2 separate regions of the Mus musculus genome follow, and region 1 is linked to region 2. The links are chromatin loops, found by intact Hi-C in ENCODE. Cell type or tissue: heart. All regions are shown on one strand. Links, peaks and the distances in the headings refer to the core of each region. The heading gives the core; the rest is flanking DNA.

What was found. A loop is a pair of places that touch in the nucleus more often than their neighbours do. Peaks named below come from ENCODE experiments on the same cell type or tissue, not always from the same donor. Only the 100,000 strongest peaks of a DNase experiment are listed, where the experiment ranks them.
Region 1: it touches region 2 in a loop (3-fold over the local background); 2 of 42 quality-filtered maps call a loop at or near these places.

The regions. Positions count from the first base shown.
Region 1 is chr16:22,563,574-22,566,481 of GRCm38, forward strand. Dgkg (diacylglycerol kinase, gamma) reads right to left here. Exons shown (of 25, transcript NM_138650.2): 15 at 2,842-2,908; 16 at 1,714-1,788. Among named protein-coding and RNA genes, the nearest start is that of Gm41433, 19 kb to the right of the region's middle. In heart, for the core only: a CTCF peak has its summit at 1,192 (motif pointing right); DNase peaks (open chromatin) are centred at 768 and 1,178; H3K4me3 peaks cover 533 bases; H3K27ac peaks cover 1,691 bases.
Region 2 is chr16:23,126,981-23,129,888 of GRCm38, forward strand. Rfc4 (replication factor C (activator 1) 4) reads right to left here and starts at 750. Exons shown (of 11, transcript NM_145480.1): 1 at 705-750; 2 at 420-561. The coding sequence starts at 550. In heart, for the core only: a CTCF peak has its summit at 1,267 (motif pointing left); a DNase peak (open chromatin) is centred at 831; H3K4me3 peaks cover 1,787 bases; H3K27ac peaks cover 1,831 bases.

The sequences.
Region 1 (2,908 bases), core at 189-2,688, 560 kb before region 2:
CTGACCTTCTGGTGAGTCTGTGGGTATAATTCAGAGGTTTGTGAACTTGGAAGAGAAAATATAATGTTAATATCTTCTCTGATCTCTAACTGACACTTAGCATTTCTTTCAATTATGAATGTAGACAGCAGACCACAGAGGCTTCAATAGCACCTGCAACTTTGTCACAGTGAATATAACAGCTGTTTCAACACTTCAGTTAGGCTGTACTGTAGGTTCCATGCTATCATTTCTGGAGCTTGTGGCTTTCAGTTTACAGTCATTATTGAACCTGACTATGGGTATTGTTGTTTAGTGTGTTGAGAGAAGACATTCTCTTATGTACCACAAATTTGTCTTTTTAGTTTTGGGTAACCACTTCTCAACATAATTAGCTTCACTGGAAATCACATATTATTTCATATTATGCTTTAGAAAAAAATTATTTTAGATGGAGTTCATACTCTACCAGATTGTGACTGGAGTCCCTGGCAGAAAAAGTCAAGAACCCTTGCTTTGGGGGAAAATGTGACCGATGGACACCTTGAGGTGCCGTTATGTCTCTCTTCCCAGACAGATGGTCTGAGGAGTCCCAGGGGCGCTCTGAGCACGGATGCCTATGTTGGCAAGTCACTATTCTCTCTCCCTTCTCTTGCAGAACCCTACTCCAGGCAGTACATTCTGAGTAGAGGCTCCCGTCAGCTGGACGGCCTGTCTGCGTACAGATAAACAGGCACATTGAAGGTGCTCTGGGCTCAGCAGCCCTGGAAGTAGGCCCTGAGCTTGTCACCCACAGGAAAACCAATCAAAGGCCGAGAAGGCTGTGCTCCTAAAATACCCTAGGAGAGAGCAGGGCCGAAAAGGCACTTGATGTTTTGGTACATGGCGGTGCTATCCGGCAGTAACTGGCAGTAACCAGCAGTAACCGGTTGACACGTGGCTATGTGGCAACTGGGAGAGTCTGGACCGACTTCTGAGTAAATTTTACAGATTGGTGAATGTGCACCTGTGTGTCGTTCTCCTTTTAACTGGGTCTCGTGCTTCCATTTCTATAAATAATCTCCGTGCCAGACAACGGAAAGACAGGGACAGGTTCCATTTTTAGACACCTTACTCCAGCCCCCTTGGAGGAATCTCAATGACTCTAGAGTAGAAATGCAGGTCAGGAGGTGTAAAAGCTCAGATCAGACGTGGAAGTTGGTGCTGGCAGAGCTGCCAGCAGGTGGCACTAGGGCACCACCTATGACTGGCTAAATGGCATCAAGGCCAGCTCCACCCACCAGACCTTCAGATGAGCCATCTATGTCCTGCCCCCTCCCCTCTAACAGCTCTTTCTGTCTGGCTAGGGGTCAGGGAGGTGGGAGAAGGGTTAGGAGATCTGTAATCTCTGCAAAGCTGGGTAATTCAGGGAAAGAATGTTTCAATGACAGAAATGCTCCCATAGCAAAAGACATGACAGACTTGGAGTGACATCATTACACACTACGACGATATCAGCCAAGAGCCTTGCAAGTAAGTCCAAGGAAGTCAGCAGTGTGACCTCCCTGTCCGTCCAATGACTGGGTCATAGTTTCCCTCTGACATCAACACCTCCTTCAGAGACAAGGTAGACAGGGCAACTTCCTAAATAAGAACCAGGGCCAAGGTGAGGGGTAGGCAGAAAAAGCCAGGAGACAAAGAAAGGTGTTTTCTTCAGAGACCAAAGCAGGGCAGAGTGAAGACGACTGTCCATACCCTGGTGTAGGTCCCCCATTGTCCAGGTTGAAAACTTGTTCGGGGTTGAGCAGGTAGTGAAATTTCCGAAGAATTCTACAGGGGAAAAAACACAATAGAGGCGAGAAATGGTAAGGTAGTAGTCACATGGGGGCAAATACCTTTGGACCCATCTGTGGTGAAATCTGCCAGTTGTTTAAACCTAAGACAGGGAGTGATGGGTGCAGACCCGCTATCCCAGTACACCTAGCATCCCCATATCCTTCCCTCTGGCCAAAAGCTGCCCCTCCATCTGACTCCAGCCCCACCCTATGGACTGCTTATTGCTATGGGAGAGAATAGGACTGCTGTCCTACATAGTTTCCTTCCTGTTAGAGACCTCTGGGTATTCTGCATGGTTTAAGTAGGGTGATTTCATCTATTGTTGACTGTCCAGAGGTGCTGAAGGCCCCCAAGGAGTGGGCCCAGCATCCTCATAAGAGTACATGCAGGAGGAGGTGGGGCTGGAGGCAATGGCTATGTCTGGGTTTGGTTTCTAGGCTCTACCTTGAGACTAGCTCAGGCTAGAGGTGGGGTCCTCATAGTACTTGGCCCTACCTAATTTTATTTTTTCTAAGCCTGAAATCCTGCTCTCTGTACCATCTGCTCATTTCCCAGACTGAGCAGGCCTGGGAGGCAGAGTGCTTCTGTCTGCCCCCCATGTCTTCCCACCCCGCTGAGCTTACTCCAGTTTCGCCCAAACCTGCGTTTCCTTCACTGATACGGTGGGGTTGGGGCTAGGCCAGGTAGTCCTAAGCAGGTGAACCTCACCAAGTCTTTTAAACCAAGAAGAGACTTGTGATGGCATAGGATAAAACAGGTCCCTTAGAACTTGATTCTAGCGACCTTTACCGGGGCTCATGTGGCAGGTCCAAGGCTAAGCACTAGGTCTATTCTAATCCTTAAGGTAACCTGTGAGAGGTAATATCATTGCTATCATGTCGCAGGGGCGGAAACTGAGGCACAGGCTATTAACTCACCTGGGCCAGATGATGAGCTGGCCACGGGTCCATGTTTTTTTGACTGTACAGTCTACTATGTTGGGGCTGAGGGAAGGAAGGGGGTTGGGTCGGGTTGTTTTAGCCTATTTTAAAAGAAAAGAGGACCTACCTTTCTCCTTGTCTTCCTCCACTCTTGGGGTTCACCAGGACCAGCAGGGGATGCGTCCCCGGGCTAG
Region 2 (2,908 bases), core at 160-2,659:
ATCCTTAGTGATCAAAGAGGTTCCACGTAGCTGACGGTTCTAGTATCATCTAGCAAATGACAATGTAGTGGTACTTAACATCAACAACAAGATCCCAACAAATTTCACCATATACATACAAGGATAAAAGTCAGATTTCAGTGGAAGTGTTTATAGCCAGCTCACAGAAACATTGCTTTCTTCGTTTCTGTAGGGCTCTAAAACTGTACACTTTATAAACATCTTAGGTCATCTATATAACTAAAGAATTAAATTCAACTACTGTATCACTCCAAGGACTAAGACTTATTATTGGGTGATACCGCGTCCCCCTACCCCTCAAAGGTGTGATCTAAATATAGCAAAGTCCCCCTTACATTAAAAAAAAAACCCCACTAGCACTTATTAGTTATTTCAACAAAAGTACAAGCAGTTCTTACTATTTTTCCACCCAAGGAACTGGTTTGACTTTCTTGGTTTCTCCACTGCTTCCTGCAGTGGCAGGTGTCCCCCGGTCCTTGGTCAGTTGTGCTTTGGCACTGACAGATGTGCCTTTCAGAAATGCCTGCATGGCTTCTTCTCCTGGGTATAAGACAAAAAGAAACCATTATGGGGCAGCTCCCCTTGAAAGGACCCCTAACTTTGTGCCTAGAGGGAAGGCGGAGGTCACATCCCGGTCCCCGCCAGCCTGTAAAAGGCTGAGAACACTCAGACCCATCACTTACAGTCGTCACCGTCCCCCTGGCACCGCGGTTCCCGCCACAGAACGGCGGCGAAAGGCATGGCGGGAGCGCGCCACGCAATAACGTCACTTCCGGCGCGCGGGTGCCAGTGACGCGCTCCCTTTTTGGCTAGCGGTGGCTAAGCTCGGCTTCTGGGTGCATCTGGGGCGTTCCGCGGAGGTGATCCTGTGTAGACTCCGCGGCCAGACCTCGGCCCAGCAGACACTGCAGAGCGCGGTCGGGGAGGAGCCGACCTAAGGAGAAAGCTTTGCTCGAAGGACCGGGCCTAGGGCGGGCCCACGCTGGGAGAGGCTTTCATTAAGCCAGTGGCTTCTTGGGTTTGCTGCCATCGTCCGTCAGCCCGGAGGTCAGGGCCAAGACGTGCTCACTTGACCCTTCGCCGGAAGGGGACACTGTGCGAACTACTGCCCTGCCCCCGATATTCAAGGACACAGAGCAAACTGCTTTTTAGAAGTGAAGCTAGAGAGAAGGCTCAGCGGTTTAAGAGCATTCACTGCTTTTGTGGAGGACTTCGGTTTGATACTTGGGGTTTTGATAGCCATCTGGTGGCTCACAACTGGAACTCCAGTTCAGGGGTCCAACGTTCCCTTCAGGGCTGCAGACCCTGAATACGTGTGCTGCACGTACTTGCACGCAAGCGGAATACTTAAACACACACAGCCCGGGACAGATGTCTTACAGTCAGTAAAATCAGCTTATTGTAGGGAGGGAGGACCATCTTCTATGGGCATTTTGTAATTCCCGAGACCCACTCAAAAACCTCGTGATCGGGCAGGAGATAAACTCATCAGTTAAAAGGACTTGCTGCTTTCCCAGAGGACTGGAGTTTGCGTTCCAGCATCTTGGGGGGGGGGGGGGGTGGACCAAGCGAAAAAGAAAGAATTTGAAAGCTTTGTAGTATATACCAACTGTCAGCAGACAGCTTGTCCTGTGAAGGATTTACTAGTCCAAATGAATCTTTCAGTTCTTAGCCAGCCTCTGCCCTTAGATGTCCTCATGTTAGCATAATAAGTTCCTAGTGTAGCTTTGGTAGCAGAGGTGGTTGTCACACGAGTCCAACAGCGACGACTGCTCCAGTAACTGCATTGCTGGGAGCTGAACTTGCCAGCCACAGGAGTGAAAGATAGTCACCCTTCCTGGATAGAACCCCTGAGCCCTCAGGGGGTTCAACTAACCTTTGCCCTACAGTGGATGAAATGTCATTGTTTCCACCAGAAGTAGAATTTGTCTAATTGTGCTCATTTTCTAGAACCAAAATTCTAAAAGGCTGCATTTCATCAGAAGCCTGTGCAGGGTTTGGCAGAAGTACACTTTCAGTCCCAAAACAGACCTACAAGGTCAGAATCTCTGGTGTCTGGGACTATGTATTTATAAGGTCTGTGGTTAGTGGACATAATGTTTCTGCTTCCTCCAAACCTCAGATGGAAAACCTCAATGTAATCAATCCCCGGTGTTGTCCTCAGTAATTCCAGGGTTAATGCTATAACAAGAGACTTTGTTCTTTTCGGTTTTCGTTCCCCCTTGAGATGGTTCTGCAAGAGATCCTACCAGATGGTGCTTAAGCTTAAACTTGCCAGATTTAAGAACTGGGATTCCAGTAGAGGGGCTGAAGAGATGGCTCAGCGGTTAAGAGCACTGACCTCTTTCCAGAGGTCTTGAGTTCAATTCCCAGAAACCACATGGTGGCTCACAACCATCTGTCATGGAATCTGAAGCCCTCTTCTGGTGTGTCTAAAGACAGCTGCAGTTTGAAGATGAGCTACGGTGTACCCGTATACATAAAAAAAAGTCTTCAGAACAAAACAAAACTAAGCATAGCTGGGCGTGGGGGTGGCATGTGCCTTAAATCCAGCATTTGGGAGGCTGAGGTAGAGGCAGTTGATCTGAGGACAGCCTGGTCTACAGAGCGAGTTCCAGAACCAGAAAACAAGCCTTAAGTAAGTATACATTCATTACAAATTACCCAGCACAAGACAGAGTGCATTGCTTTTCACTACACTATTTGTTATTCTAACTGAATTTCCTCCATAAAATAGCCCACTTATTGTGACTGGGGATGAGAACGTAAACTATGCAGGAATAGCCCAACTGAAAAATCTCCATGCTGTTTACCACTGTAAAGGTGATGGGTCCTGGCCTGGGAGAATGAAGTCTAAAATGAGGTGGGCTAGTCTCATGCAATAACT